2 separate regions of the Homo sapiens genome follow, and region 2 is linked to region 1. Evidence: chromatin loops called from intact Hi-C (ENCODE). Cell type or tissue: A673. All regions are shown on one strand. Links, peaks and the distances in the headings refer to the core of each region. The heading gives the core; the rest is flanking DNA. Region 1 overlaps CCSER2 (coiled-coil serine rich protein 2). Region 2 has its middle 390 kb from the start of CCSER2.

The links. Peaks named below come from ENCODE experiments on the same cell type or tissue, not always from the same donor. Only the 100,000 strongest peaks of a DNase experiment are listed, where the experiment ranks them.
Region 2: a loop joins it to region 1, with 3 times the contacts of the local background. A loop is called at or near these places in 3 of 110 quality-filtered maps.

What each region holds. Positions count from the first base shown.
Region 1 is chr10:84,371,055-84,379,395 of GRCh38, forward strand. CCSER2 (coiled-coil serine rich protein 2) reads left to right here. Exons shown (of 10, transcript NM_001284240.2): 2 at 1-1,415; 3 at 2,565-2,761. Among named protein-coding and RNA genes, the nearest start is that of CCSER2, 47 kb to the left of the region's middle. In A673, for the core only: CTCF peaks have their summits at 4,054 (motif pointing right) and 4,255; a DNase peak (open chromatin) is centred at 4,057.
Region 2 is chr10:84,712,095-84,720,435 of GRCh38, forward strand. No RefSeq gene overlaps it. Among named protein-coding and RNA genes, the nearest start is that of CCSER2, 390 kb to the left of the region's middle. In A673, for the core only: a CTCF peak has its summit at 3,957 (motif pointing left); a DNase peak (open chromatin) is centred at 3,957; H3K27me3 peaks cover 1,784 bases.

The sequences.
Region 1 (8,341 bases), core at 50-8,049:
GGAAGAAAAAACACAAATCAAGACATTTTTGGGTTCCAAGTTGCCAAAGTATGGAACAAAATCTGTAAGAAGTACATTGCAGCCAATGCCAAATGGGACACCTGTTAATTTATTAGGAACTTCCAAGAATAGTAATGTCAAAAGTTACATCAAAAATAATGGCTCTGATTGTCCATCATCTCATTCATTTAATTGGAGGAAAGCAAATAAATATCAGCTTTGTGCACAAGGTGTCGAAGAGCCTAACAATACTCAAAATTCACATGATAAAATAATTGATCCTGAAAAACGTGTTCCTACTCAAGGAATGTTTGATAAAAATGGGATAAAGGGAGGTTTGAAAAGTGTTTCTTTATTCACATCAAAGTTAGCAAAGCCATCCACTATGTTTGTGTCATCTACAGAGGAGTTAAACCAAAAGTCTTTTTCTGGACCATCTAATTTGGGTAAATTCACCAAAGGCACATTATTAGGAAGGACTTCATATTCTTCGATCAATACTCCAAAATCACAGTTGAATGGATTTTATGGAAACCGATCAGCTGGTAGCATGCAAAGGCCTAGAGCGAACTCCTGTGCCACCAGAAGCAGTTCTGGAGAAAGCTTAGCTCAATCCCCAGACAGTAGTAAATCTATTAATTGTGAAAAAATGGTAAGGTCACAAAGTTTTTCACATTCCATTCAGAATTCATTCCTTCCACCTTCATCTATAACCAGATCACATTCCTTTAATAGAGCTGTGGATCTTACAAAGCCTTATCAGAACCAACAGCTATCCATTAGAGTGCCTCTACGGTCAAGTATGCTAACAAGAAATTCCCGGCAGCCAGAAGTACTCAATGGGAATGAACATTTGGGGTATGGATTTAATAGGCCTTATGCTGCTGGTGGAAAGAAGTTGGCTTTACCAAATGGCCCAGGTGTAACTTCTACTTTAGGTTATAGAATGGTTCATCCCTCTCTACTGAAATCTAGCCGATCTCCATTTTCTGGGACTATGACAGTTGATGGAAATAAAAATTCACCTGCTGACACATGTGTAGAGGAAGATGCTACAGTTTTGGCTAAGGACAGAGCTGCTAATAAGGACCAAGAACTGATTGAAAATGAAAGTTATAGAACAAAAAACAACCAGACCATGAAACATGATGCTAAAATGAGATACCTGAGTGATGATGTGGATGACATTTCCTTGTCGTCTTTGTCATCTTCTGATAAGAATGATTTAAGTGAAGACTTTAGTGATGATTTTATAGATATAGAAGACTCCAACAGAACTAGAATAACTCCAGAGGAAATGTCTCTCAAAGAAGAGAAACATGAAAATGGGCCACCACAGGATATGTTTGATTCCCCCAAGGAAAATGAAAAAGCCTTCAGTAAAACTGATGAATGGATAGATATAAGTGTCTCTGGTAAATATTACTTACCTTAAGTTTTTTTGCTTTCTTTTAAATAATATAACTGAACTTACATTTAGGATTATCTTCAGATAGATTTCAAGATATTATCAGTTTCACGGAGGGATAGATCTAGACAAAATTGAGGTGGGTTAACGTTTATTTTCCTGTGACTTTTGCTCCATACCCCATTTTTCACCCTATCCAAGACAATATTAATAAAACCACTCTTAACCTTTGTTGTTCTTTGGCTGTTATACACAGCCTATTCCTGCTTAGTATATGCAGTGCTTCTAAATGACTTCCCCTGCTTACCTCAACCAGTGTGGTATGCCATTAAACAAACCATCTCTTCTCTTAGGATAGCATTTCATTGCTATTTGTTAAGAGTAAAGCTGTACCAAAGGGTACAATGAGATAATATAGGTTATGTCTAATCTCACGGATTTTTTTATCCTAGAAAATTCTTCTTGTTTAGCAATTTTTTAGATACACTTCCTGAGAGAGCTTTATTTATTTATTAAACTGAAGAAAGTGAAATAATACCTGTTAAACATTTCCTCTTATGTTTGGTTATCCTGTTACTAAATGCTGGATAAAATGTATTTGGTATTTGTATGCCCATATACCTGAATAAAGAACAACTAAAGGGATTAGATATAGACATGTGGTATAATCAGGGGACTAGATCGTGCATAGAAATGCATGTACAAACCCTTGATTGTCTATAGGTCTTCTAAAAGAGACTGCCGGAACAAGTTTATTTCCTTATAGGGAGGCAATTATGAGTACCCTACATTATTTAATCTATGAAGTTAAATAGTGTACACAGAGGAAAAGGAGTTTCCTGGCCAGTGTTTAAAAATAAATATCTTGGGAAATATAGGAATATGAGGGTTTATTTACATTTTTGGAAATATTACAGAAGTGAAAGATGACTAAATGAATTTTCTTTTCCTCTATTAGAAAATATTTCAGTAGGTTATTTTAAAGATTTTGGCTCTTGATGTTTTTATTGCTTAGGATATAGAAAATGCTACAGTTATGAGTGCTTTTTTTGAGCCAGCTTTTTTGCTATGATATATCAAATTATTAGCACTTATATTTTTAGGACACGAGAAACAATTATATTTTTGTGAATCAGTAACCTTTTTTCTCTTGAAGACAGGAGTGAATGTACAAAACATACTTCTGGGAATAATTTGGTTTCACCAGATACAGACTACAGAGCTGGTTCTTCGTTTGAACTCTCTCCATCTGATAGCTCTGATGGAACATACATGTGGGATGAAGAAGGCTTGGAACCCATTGGAAATGTCCATCCAGTTGGGAGCTATGAGTCCTCTGAAATGAACAGCATAGTATGTATGGATTTATATACTCTTGGAATATTTTGTTTACCCTACTATAGAGAGACTTGTGATATGATTGATTTTGTAAAAAATTTATGAATTAACTTTACTACTTTGAGAAATGGAAATTCATATTTGTTAAGAGCCTATAAAATATCTGACTCTAATATGAAATAAAGCATGGAGAATATATGACATTTGACTTAAATATACTCAACATGTTTACATATATATTCCTCATACATATGTGCATACTATATTAGTAGTTTAATCTATGCCAGTGGTTCTCAAAGACTGGGGGAGGAGGTCAATGACTGGAGGTGGTTTTGGTTGTCATATTGATGAGTGCTTCTTGGCATCTAGTGGGTAGATGCCAAGGATGTTGTTTAACATCCCACAGTCCACAAGACAGAGACCACAATGAATTATCTAGCCTAAGATGGCAGTACTGCTGCTGTTGAGAAACCTTGGCCTGTGCTATACTGAGGTAACATTGAAGTGCCAACTCTCAGTGGGATAATACAATACAAGTGTATTATTTTACTCTTAGAAAGTTTGTTGTGGGTCTGGACAGCTCTCTAGGGCAGCTGTCTTTAGTGATCTAAACTACTTTGATTTTGGGGCTTGACCATCTTTTGAGGTCCCTTCTTTTCACTATGGCAGAGGAAGAGAGTGCCAGAGGGTCTCACACATATAATTACTTGCATTGGCCTGCAGGCAACACTTGGCACTTCCGTTCATGATCTGTTGACCAGAACTAATCATGTGGTCCCATCTGAGTACTAAAGGGACAGGAAGTGTAATCTTTGTGTGTGCCTGGAAGGCAAGGGAATCAGCTATGGGCAAGTGTTAGAAGACCTGCCATGAATTTATATGTGCATATTTTAAGAAACATGGCAAGTAATGTGGATAATATGCCATATGGGTAAAGTGTAATTGGTATGTTTAAAGTGACTCATTGCAGTTATTCAGTATATAAAATACGATTTTCCAGTAGTTGTATGGGAAAATTGGTAGTCTGTGGATATATTAAATTCCAAGTGGATTTCAGGCAATGTAATTTTCTATACTCCTATAAACCTTTTACTTAAGCCATTGTTAACGGAGGCTTAAATTGCACAAACATTTTTTTTAACCGTTGTCAACACCTTGCATACAAACATTTAATTTAGAGACAGTGTCTTCATCTCATTAGATAAAGGAGGCTCAGAAAAGATAACAGTTTAAGACCTTATATGCTGTCTTACTAGGAGTTTTAAGGCAAATATGATTGAAGTGCAAATGAAAAAGGTGTCCAGCAGATGGCAGCAATAAACCACTTAGTACCTGACAGTTTTTGGAGGCTAACCACCTTGATTCAGTTCATTGTTCCTGTAACTAATCACAAAATAGCTTTCTGTCAAAGATTTCAGAATGCATCTGGATTAACTGTTAGTCCTTAAGATCCATGAGTTTCCTCCTTGTTCAGTAGGTTTATGTCTATTGGTATGGGAAGAAAAAAACATCCATTCTGTGCTTTGGAACAAGATGGTGTTTCTGTCTTTCTCTTCTGATCTAAGGAGAAGATGACAAAGTCTGAGAAAGAATAGAGAGTTGATGGCAAAAGTTGAGAACCATGTGTTGAGTTCTCGTACAGTGATGTAGGATTTACCATTTTTGCTCTGAAGTTACGTGAATTTTTTGTTTTGTATAAATTTTAGGCGTGTACCTGTTCAGAATTGTTGGTTTGTTTTTTTTTTTTTTTTGGTGAATTGGACTTTCCATCATTACTTAGTGATCTTCTCTATCTCTAACTATGCTTTTTGTTTTCACACTCCTTTTTTTCCAAATATTAATATACCTTACCAGTTTTATTTATATATTTTCTCTTCTTTTACTATCAGCCTTTTTTATGTATAGCAAATAGTTTATTATTTTAAAATTTTCAGTTTGTCTTTTTCTTTTGACTAGTGAGTTTAATCCTTTTATGTTTGTATTGTTATACTTGGACTGTATTTACTCTGCCATCTTATTATTTTTATTTAAATTGTCTTGCTTTTTTTTTCTGTTTCTTTTTCTTTTTTTTTTTTCCTACAGTGGTTCAAAGTAGTATCTCTTACTTAACCCCTCAAGACCTTTAGCATATTCTCACTTTTCTTGTCTCTGCAACACTGCTTCTACCAGTCCAGGTAAAGATAAGGAGCTTTCACTAGAATGTACATCAACTGTGTCACTTCTAACACAGTTTAGTTCCACCCACTGTTCATTTCTGCTGACATTGTTTTTGTAGTAAGTCTTCCTTTTTGAAAGAAACAATGTGTTGATATACATTCTGATGCAATCTCCTAATCATGTCAAGGATCCCAACAAATAGTTTGTAGACTGATTACTTTTCATAACACCAGTCTAGAATCCTGGCTATTTATTTGTTTACATGCTACCAGTATTATGCAGAGGTCTGATTTACGTACAGTAAAATGCACAAATCTTCTGCAGACAGACCAGAGAATTTTGATAAATTTGTATGCTTGTTTGACAATCATCCATATTAAGATATAGAATACTCCCATCGCTCCAGAGTGTTCCCTTTCTGTTCCTTTCAGTCAGTCATTCTCTTACTCTGCAATCACTGTTGGTTTCGGTCACTATAAATTAGCTTTGACTGTTCTTGAACTTTATATAAATGAAATCATAAAGGTGCTGGTTTATATCTAGCTTCTTTTCATTAATATTATGTATTTGTCAGTTGTAGTTTCTTTACTCTTGTATCATATTCCTTTGTGTGAATATACTACAACTTATCTTATTGTTCATGGGCATTTAGGTTGGTTCCAGTTTCTGGCTATTAGAGTATTGCATGATTGTGAAGATTTTGATATATGTTTTTTTGGTGAACACTTATTCATTTTTGTTGGGAAAATGTGTAGGAGAGAGATTCCTGGGTTATAGGCTATGCTGATGGATAAAGATGCTGTCAGTGTTTCAAAGTGATTGTGCCTGTTTACACTCCCCACTGGCAGTAAATGAACATTCCGGAAAATTCACCTTCTTGTCTATTCTTGGTGCTTTCTGCCTTTTTGCATTTTTGCTATTTTGTGGGTATAGTAGTATTGCATTGAGATTTTGTCTTGTATTTTTTGATAACTACTCACAGAGCACCTTCACATATGTTTATTGGGCCATTAGGATATATCCTCTTCTGTGAAGTGTCTTGTGTTGGGTTTGTTTTCTTAATGATTTGTAAAAATTCTTCATATTTTTTGACATAAATATTTATTTTATATCAATATGTAGATGTTTGTATTCATGTGTATATTTACATTTTATATATGTAGAGTGTATTCTTTACTGTGAGTTGCTTTTGAAATCTCTTAGTGTCTGTTGATATAGAACTTACCAATTTTGATATTGTCCAGTTTTACAAGTTTTCCCTTTACCGTTACCACTTTTTAAAAAACTGTTTGTGAAGTCTTTTCCCACCTTAATATCATGAATATATGTTTCAATGTTTTGCTCTAAAAGCATTATTTATTTTTAACCTTTTACCTGTAGGTCTCTAGTCCCCATCTGGAAATTATTTTTCTGTATGGTGTGAGATAGATGTCACGATTAATTTATTTTAGTCATCTTTCCCCCACTGTACTTCAGGGTCATCTTTGTCATAAATCAGTGACTGCATATATAAATATTTCATTGCATAGACAAATATTTCTGTTTATTTTGTCAGTTATATGTTATTTTCATTATCGTAGCTTTAAAATAAATTTTGCTGCCTGGTAGGGTAAGTCTTCCAGCTTTGTTCTTTTCCAAGATTTCTGTAGCACTTCTTAACCTTTTGTATTTCCAATTAAATATTAGAATGAGCTTGTCCGTTTCCAGGAAGGACCTGCAGGGATTTTGAATGGGATTGCATTGAATTTATAGATGATTTTGGAGAGAATTGACATATTTATGATGGAGATATAGTCCTCCATTAATTTCAGACTTTAGAAATACTTCTTGCTAATGTTTTGTACTTTTCTATAAAATGTTATGCATGTTTGATTTTGACACTGTAAGTGGTACCATTTTTATAATTTTATGAGTTTTTGTTGTATATACAAATATACCTGATTTTTATCATGTATATTGGACTTTTCTAATAACCTTGTAAATTCATCTACTAGTTATAATAATTTGCCTTTGGATGATTTTGGAACTTGTATATACATTCTATAATCATACCATTTGCAAAAAAGTTGCCTCACCACCCCAGCGCTTGCCCTATTACACAAGTTAGGACCACCAACGTGATGTTGAATTGAAATGGTGATAGAATTTCAGAGAGAAAGCCTTAATAGTTCACCATTAAAGTTTTTGGGAGTTGAGAGGGAGTTTAATCAGAGTATGGAAATTCTCTTTTATTTTGTTTGCTGAATTTTTGTTGTGAATGAATATTAAGTTTTACCAAATGCTTTCTCTACGTCTGTTGAGATAATGAAGTTTTTTTTGTGTTAGTGTGGTAGATTGCATGGCTTGATTTTCAAATAGTAAACTACCTTTCCATTCTTAGAATACATTCACTTGGTCGTGATGTATTATCTTTTCAAATGTTGTTAAACTAGATTTTCTAATTTTTATATTTTAAAATTATTTTTTAAAATTAAATTTTTTTTTTTTTTTTTTTGAGACGAAGTCTCGCTCTTCTCACCCAGGCTGGAGTGCGATGGCGCAATCTTGGCTCACTGCAACCTCTGCCTCCCAGGTTCAAGCGTTTCTTCTGCCTCAGCCTCCCGAGTAGCTGGGATTACAGGCGCCTGCCATCACGCCTGGCTAAATTTTGTATTTTTAGTAGAGACAGGGTTTCACCATGTTGGCCAGGCTGGTCTCGAACTCCTGACCTCAGGTGATCCACCCGCCTTGGCCTCCCAAAATAGTGGGATTACAGGCATGTGCCACCGCGCCCGGCCTAAAAATTAATTTTTAGAAAAGAGATAGGGTCTGTCTCTTTTTGTCCAGTCTGGCCTTGAACTCCTGGGCTGAAGTAATCCTCCTCCCACAGTCTCCCAAGTAGCTGGGACTACAGGTGCATGCCACTATACCCAGCTCTGCTAATAGTCTATGTTTTTGCATGTATGTTCATGAGTAAGATTGTTCTACTCTGTAATTTTCTTGTTTTTCTACTTGTTCTTGCCATGTTTTGGTATCAAGATCATGCTGGCTTTATAATGAGTTGAGAAGTGTTTCTTATTTTTCTGTCCTTTGAAAGAATTTGTGTACAACTAATGTGCTTATTCCTTAGGTATGTAAAAGAATTTGCCAGAATTCAGCCTTCTGGACCTGGAGTTTTCTTTATGAGAAGGTTTTTAATAACAGTTTTAATTTTTAGATATTGGCATATTAAAATTTGTATGTATATTCGTGTTGGTTTTTGAAAATTTGTCCATTTCATCTAAACTTGTCATTTGTTGGTGAAAGTTGTTTAGGATTATCCTCTTTTTAACATCTTATAGGGACGTCTGCTTTTCATTCCTAATACTGGTTATTGGTGTTTCCTCTCTTTTTCTTCATTTCCAAGAACCAAATTTGGGCTTTGCTGATTTTTCTATATTGTGCTTATTTTCTGTTTTT
Region 2 (8,341 bases), core at 109-8,108, 340 kb after region 1:
TCTTCGTCTCCCTGCCTTTTGAGTTTATTCTTTTTAAACAAAATCTCCTTGCTGTAGTTTCAGTGGGATTACGAGAGAGGGTGCTTTAGATGCATGTGCTCAATCTGCCATCTTTACCTTAAAATCTTGGGATGGAAGTTTCCACCACCCTGGTGTGAAGACAGATTTAATTTGAATCACAGGTTATGGAGAAATGAATGTTTCTTGCACTCTTAAATTTGTGGATACAACTTATTCTGTTTCATATGCTCTGATACATATTCTTCTTCTTTTTTTTTGAGACGGAATCTTGCTCTGTCACCCAGGCTGGAGTGCTGTGGCGCGATCTTGGCTCACTGCAAGCTCCGCCTCTCCGGTTCACGCCATTCTCCTGCCTCAGCGTCCCGAGTAGCTGGGACTACGGGCGCCCGCCGCCACGCCCAGCTAATTTTTTTGTATTTTTAATAGAGACAGAGTTTCACCGTGTTAGCCAGGATGATCTCGATCTCCTGACCTCATGATCCGCCTGCCTTGGCCTCCCAAAGTGCTGGGATTACAGGCGTGAGCCACCGCGCCCGGCCCTGATACATATTCTTATGTCTCTGAGGAATTCACACGTGTGTCTCTGTAATTTGGACATTTTGGGGATGTGTTCATGTTTCTTAAGCAGAAAATGACTCCTCAACCACCCAATCTCCACATACACATTAATGAGCTACCAAATCTTGTGAAGAATATTAACCTCTGTGGCTTTAGCTTCCTCATTGGCAGTATCCTCTTTTCCTTAAGGAATAAGCTGGCCCGTGCATCTGGCATCCTTCTGCCCCTGGCATGTTTGATTTTATGAGTCTGTGAGATTACTTAGTATATAGTGCACCCCATGTTTGCAATTTTTCCCTCTGGTGGAGGTTTCCCATGTGTGGTCCCTTTGTTTCCTGGACACAGGCATAGGTCCTTGCCAGCTGTCAGGCTTCTTCTCATCCCACTCGTCCAAAAAACTAATGTCTTGGCAGGTTTTGTGCTGAATTCAACCTCAGTTACAGCCACTTACTGACCTTCTACTCAGTGGCAGGTGCTCTCTTAACACATGCAGCACACAGAGATGAACTAGTCAAGTCCTGCTGTCCAGAAGCTAGTGATCCAGCAGGGAAGACAAACACATAGCTCAGTATCATACTAAGAAATAGGTTCTTTGATAGCAGTGAAAATAAAATGTGCTGGAAGAAGCACAGGGAAAGAGTGATGAATTTTGCCTGTAGGGATGAGGCAAAGCTTCATACACACTGTGACACATGCATCAGTTCTCACGGGAAAGTACGAATGTTCTAGGCTATAGAAATAGTGTTGGCAAAGGGGGGATGATGTGGGAGAGAGGGAGAAGAGGGAGAGCAGGGAGTGAAGTACAGTGAACATGTGTTGCTATTTTCTGCATATCAGGAGCCTAGATAGGCATGGTGGCAAAGAGGTTATCCTGAGAGAAGAGAGAAGGTTGGCTGAGCAAAAGCTAGTTACCTGGTTGAAGCCTCATTCTGGAGTTTGATTGCCTGGTTTGCAAACTTAGTTTCATCACTTACAGACCCTGTGACTCTTGGAAAGTTGCTTTACCCTTTGATATGGTTTTGCTCTGTGTCCTTGCTTGTATGTCATGTCCAGTTGTAATCCCCAGTGTTGAAGGAGGGGCCTGGTGGGAGGTGATTGGATCATGGGGGCAGATTCTCCCTTGCTGTTCTGGTGATAGTGAGTGAGCTCTCATGAAATCTGGCAGTTTAAAAGTTTGTAGCACCTCTCGCTTTGCTCTCACTTTGCTCTCTTCCTCCAGCTCCAGCTATGTGTAAGATGTGCCTCCTTCCCCTTTCCCTTCTGCCGTGATTATAAGTTTCCTAAGGCATCCTCAGCCATGCTTCCCATACAGCCTATGGAACCATGAGCCAATTAAAACTATTATCTTTATCAATTACCCAGTTTCAGGAATTTCTTTATAGCAGTGCAAGAATGGACTAAGATACCCTTTCTTCAGTTTCCTTATCTGTAAAACAGGAGAGATTATACAAATAAAACAAACTGATGCATGTAAATATTTTTGCACAGTATATGACACATAGGTTAAGTGCTCAAATGATGGCTTTAATTTTATATGCCTGTTTATCTTTTCATCCTTCTATTCAACTATCCACTTCTCTTTATGTCTTTTCTTGTTGTACAAAGGTTTTGACAGACAGAAAAAGGTATTGAAGGGCTCTCAGGGAGAGTACGATGAGTTCAGTTTTAGATGTTATGAGTTTGCTGTGCCTGTGGGATACTCAAGTGGTGATGTCAAACAGAGATTTTGAAAATTTGGTTCCAGGTGTTCATAGGAGAGGTCAGAGTTGGAGATATGGATTTGTGAGTGACAGGTGAAGTCAATGGCGGGAATGAGATTAGAATTGGAGGGGAGATTGGGAATGAAGTCTAGGGCATTAGTACCTTGATGAACTTCTCCATTTCAAAGTAGAAAGAGGAAGAGGAGAGAGGGAAGGTGTATTACTCTGCTTGGGCTGCCATAACAAAATACCAAATACTGGACAGCAGCATAAACAACAAGAGTGTCTTGTTTCACAGCTCTGGAGGCTGAAAGTCCAAAAATCAAGGTCCACAGGGTCAGGCTCTGTTGAGGACTCTTTTCTTGGCTTGCAGATGGCCACCTTCTCATTGCATCATCATGTGGCCTGTTTTTGTTGTGTGCAAACAAGGAGATGGAGGGAGAAGCAGGAAGAAAGAGAAAGTGGGAGAGAAAGAGCTCTCTGGTGTCTCTTCTCATAGGAACACTAACCGCATCTGATCAGGGCCCCACCCTTATTACCTCATTTAACCTTGACTATCTCCATAAAGTTGCTATCTTCAAACACAATCACATTGGAGGTTGGGACTTGAATTGTGTACCCCCTCCCCTAACTCATATTAGGGGAGGGGGGACCCAATTCAGCTCATAGCAGAATGTGACTTAGAAAAATAGAAGAGGTAAGGAAGAATTTGAGGGACAGCAGGGAAACTGGGGGATGAGAGAAGTTCTTGAAAATGCAAGGCCAACAATGTCAAAAGATGCAGTAATAATAATAAAAAAAGAATAGCTACAATGTCATGTGTAACTATTGTGGGTAACCCTTTACATGAGTTACTTCGTAATTCCTCATATCATCCTGTGCTGTCAGTCCCTTTTTGAGTTGAAGAAACTGAAGTTGGTAGAAATTGAGTAATGTGATGGCGCTTCCCCAGCTGGTTAGTGGAGAGCCAGTTTTCAAACATGGGTTTCTGATCCCAAGTTGTGTATTATTTCCATTGTGCTCAGTTGCTCTCCTGGCGGGAGGTTGATGTTGAGAAGAGGTCACAGGGTTGGAGGGGTTTTGGGATGGGTCAGTGATGGTATGAGAAAAAGGGTGCTGGTCTAACTTAGGCCCATGGGCTATATTTTCTGACCCTTGCTAAGAGAAACATAACTGTGACTGTAAAGAGAGAGGGAGGTTAGTGGCTGGTTAGGGATGGGTCAATGGTGGTATGAGAAAAAGAAGGGCAGGTTTCAGGATGTGGGTTATACGGGGAAGTGGGGAAGTGCAGCCTGGTAAATCTTAGACCATTGTGCGGATTGTAAGTGCCCTTTGACATGTTGTCTATTCATGGGAAAGATGACTCTATAGTCAGTAGCTCTAGGAAGCCCAGCATTCTGTGTTTCTTGGTATCAGAACGCATTTGCACAACATTGGATGTTTTCTTCCCTACCCTTGCTTATTGGAGCTGCATCGCTGGCCAAAAGCTCTGCATGGGTTTTGACTGCAGGCAGGTGCAACCCAACAGCACCTCACCTCAAGCATGCACCTGTACCTGATGCTGCCTGCTGTCACCATGGGTCTCTTCTCTGGTTCCCACAGGTTGTTGGATACATTTCCCCCTGATTCCTGCATTACACACAATCCTGCAACGTGGTGTACACAGGAGCCAGCATCTGCCCCCTAGTGGCAGCCAACTTGGCAGTGCAGCCTCATTTTCCCTCTCTGCTTCCCCCGCCTTGTCCCTGTCATGCTCCTTGGGATTGTACTTCCTAACAAGGCACATAAGTCTTCCTAAATAGTGCAGAAATCTTCTGCCTCAGGCTCATTTCTTTTGAAAATGAAGCTTTTACATGCAGGCCATAACACCCCTTCCTTTAGAGATTCACAGTGTGTGTAAGCATAATATAGTTTCTTTTTTTTTTTTTTTTTTTTGAGACGGAGTCTCGCTCTGTCGCCCAGGCCGGACTGCGGACTGCAGTGGCGCAATCTCGGCTCACTGCAAGCTCCGCTTCCCGGGTTCACGCCATTCTCCTGCCTCAGCCTCCCGAGTAGCTGGGACTACAGGCGCCCGCCACCGCGCCCGGCTAATTTTTTGTATTTTTAGTAGAGACGGGGTTTCACCTTGTTAGCCAGGATGGTCTCGATCTCCTGACCTCATGATCCACCCGCCTCGGCCTCCCAAAGTGCTGGGATTACAGGCGTGAGCCACCGCGCCCGGCCTGCATAATATAGTTTCTAAGAATTTTTACAGAAAAAGCCTCTGCATAATCCAGAGAGCCCTAAGCTTATTAAACTTTGAGTCTCTTTTTTTATTTTAAATATTACACTAATTCAACTCCAAGGATTATAGTGTTCTACAATGTATGGGACACAGATTGAGTTTAGCTTGTGTAGTCTATTTCCAAGGGAAGGGATCAGCAAACATTTCCCTATAATGGGCCATATAGTAAATATTTAAGGCTTTGCAGGCCATAAGGTCTCTGTCGCCACTACTGAACGCCAGCATTGTAGCCAGAAGTAGGCATAGATAATGGAGAAATGAATGGGCATAGCTTTATTTACAAAATAAGGTGGTGGGCTGAATTTGGCCCATGGGCCATAGCTTGCTGACCCCTGCTAAGAGAAACATAAGTGTGAATGGAAAGAGAGGGAGGTTAGTGGCTGGTTAGGGAAAGACAGCAGAACTGAAATGAGGGAAAAATGCAAGGAAACTGAGGGTGATCTCCTCTCACTGCTAAGTGTCTCTCACCTTTCTTCGTGTGCCTCCTGAATTCCTTGATATGGTCAACAGAGCAAGCATAGAAAATAACCTCTCACCCTTCTTTGTGTGCTTCCTGAATTCCTTGATATTGTCAACATAGCAAGCATGGAAAATAACCTCTCACTTTGCCTATAATCTGTTTGGCATGATCAAGGTAGGTCAGCTGTTCAGAGTCACCTTTGACCTCCCTGCCCTTGTACATAGATGTACAGCATTTCCAGAGTCCTTCTCAGCCCTGCGTCATCAGGAGTTGATGAAAGCCTATTATTCTTGCCCATTGCTAGCATTGATCTTATGGCTCTGCCTCCCTAAGCAGGCTGCTTGTTGGTGTAATGCATCTTGGGGCAATCTATGGTGCCAGGCCCAATGGAAGAGGGGCCTGAGCGGCTCTTCCCAACCCCGGCTGGGCTTGTGGGTGTGTAAACAAGCTGTGTGGTGCAGAGCATCAAGTGTGCCCAGCATGTCCTACTTTTTTTTTTTTTAACATTTTTCTTTTCATAGTCAAGACAATAGGAATATATCATTAGGCTGATTCCAGCTTAGATATATGAGAACTGAGAAGAGGATGAATGGTAGCGGGGAGGAAAATTCATAGGCAGCCAGCACCTGCTGATGCCAGGCCCCTTAGTAGGCACTTTGCATGCTATCTCATGTAATCTTCAGAGTCTTTGAGTAAATGCTGTTGTTTTTATCTTTCTGAAGAATCAGAGATGATATATATCTTGCCCAAAGTTATATGGCTAGCATGAAGGGTAGCAGCAATAAAATTCCAGAAAGGCAACACTAACGCCTGTGCAATTCTTTCTACCTCTCACTGAGACATGCCTGCTACTTGGCATGTCTGAAAATGAAGTCCCTGTGGCACTGAGTCAGTTTCTTCCACATGTGAAGGAGTGTATGACACTGCTGTCAAGTGTAGATACATGCTGAAATTTAAGTGTGAAACCAGCTCCCTTTCAAGTTGTTCTCATGTTCTCTCATAGAACATGAGAGAAGCTATGTCTCTATTTCTCCATTCCTGGTAGCTGAACTAACTTGCCCACTCCTTGCAGCTCAACCTTAGACCTTTGGAGCAACCGTATTCAGAGAGGGTTGTGTAGAAAGAGAGTAGAGTCCATGAAACTCAAATGCCTACGTGACTAGTACAGAGCCAGCTTTTGCAGAATTGCTCTCAACAAGCTCTTTTCTCATATGCTGTTTGCATGATTTATTATTAAAATCAATGGCATTGTACTGTATCAGCTTGTCAAACCAGGGACTGACGATATGTAAAATGAACATGAAAGAAGCCATGTATGGGATGAGCAGAAGGCAGGCCTACCAACTCTAAAATGATGGGTGAGCTGAAATTTTGATGCTTCTGGTGGAGTAGTAGGCATCAGATCTGATCGAATCTGCTCTCTTGGGGACAATGAATGCTAGGTGAACTATGAGAAAGAATTTTTTTTTTAAATTCAGATTCTTATCTTTGAGGATGTGAAGACTTGTTCTGGCTTCCAAGGAAGCTAGTTTGACAGATGACAGTTATGGAACATCTAGGTGGGAAGTGGGGCTGTGGAGAACTTCCTCTGTGCTTTCTGGCAAGTCTCTGTTGTTGAAGATTATTGCAGTGCCTGCTCACTGAATTCCCAGGACATGTATGTGGCAGGCGGGAGCAGAATCTGGGGTGTACACTCCACTCTTGATCAAAACCATTAGACTTAGTGCTGAGGCCCACTGGAGAAGCCCCTGACACCGACAGCCAGCTCTCCCATCTTGGGACTGACATTTTGCTTGGCTTTGGCCTCTGACTGCCCTGATCCTGCCCACAGAAGTGACTGGATGTTGACTCTGCTTTGATTTGGATTCGTGCTCTTGATGGGAGGTGTCCATATGAGTATCCGTGAGATGGTAGAAAGGAAACTATGATGCATAAATGTGCACCACCACATGTATTCATCAGAGGTCCCCAGAGAAACAGAGCCAATAGGATATATACAGATATACATATGGGGAGGTTTATTGCAGGAATTGTCTCTTGTGGTTATGGAGACTAAGAAATCCCATGATCTGCTGTCTGTAAACCACAGACCCAGAAAAGCTGCTGGTGTAATTCAGTCCAAATCTGAAGCTTGAGAACAAGGAGCACCCATGTCTTCAGGCAAGAGAAGATGGATATCTCAGCTCAAGCAGAGAGACTGAAGCTGACATTCCTCTACCTTTCTGTTCTATTCAGACTCTCGACAGAATGGATGATGCTCATTCATATTAATGAGGGTGGATCTTCTCAGTCTACCAATGCAAATGCTAATCTCTTCCAAAAACACCCTCATAGACACACCCAGGAATAATGTTTTACCAGCTGTTGGGAATTCCTTAGTCCAGCCAAGTTGACACATAAAATGAACCACCACACCATGGGAATTGGTGGCTGTGTTAACTGGCAGAGCCTTCACAACAACACATGTTGGGTGCTCTGGCTCAGAGGCAGATATGAGTTAACTGAAAATAGTATAGGATGAGACCTGGGGGAAGTGATTAAACAATGGCCAGGCCTCCTCCTGATCACAGTTCTTGAGAATGGAGAATTCACCTCTAGCTTCCTGGGTTCATCTCACTCTAACATACATAAATGTCCAACAGTACCTTTATTTGTAATAACCCCAAACTGGAAACAATCCAAATATTCATCAATAGATAAGTGTGTAAACAAAATGGGGTACACCCATACAATGGAATACTACTTAGCAATAGCAATGAATAAACTACTGATCCACGGGACAGCATGGATGAATTGCAAAGTAATTATGTTGAGTGAAGGAAGCCAGACAAAAAGAGAGTACATAGTCTGTGATTCTAATTAGATAAAGTTATAGAAAATGCAGACTAAGCTACTATGACAGAAGGCTGGGAATGACAGGGACCAGGAAAGGGATGGAGGAATAAATTATAAAGGAGCAAGAAGAAACTTTGGAGGATGTTGAGATGTTGAATATGTTCATAATTGTGATGTGGTGTTGGTTTCATGGGAGTGAACACTTGTCAAAACTTATCAAACTATATTTTGAACATGTGCAACTTATGGTATGTGAATGATACCTCAACGAAAGTTTGTTTTAAAATCCAACTTGAAAGCCAACTTCCTTGGGCTCCACCTGTCCTCATATCAAAATTATGCCTTTCCTCTTTTTTCTACCTTCTCCAGCGGACTTCCTGAGGCCAGTGCAGGCACTAGGTTCATCTGGTTTATTATTATTCTAACGATGTCTGGCCTTAGAAAGAAATATAAATACTTATTGGCTGATAAATGCAAAGGCAT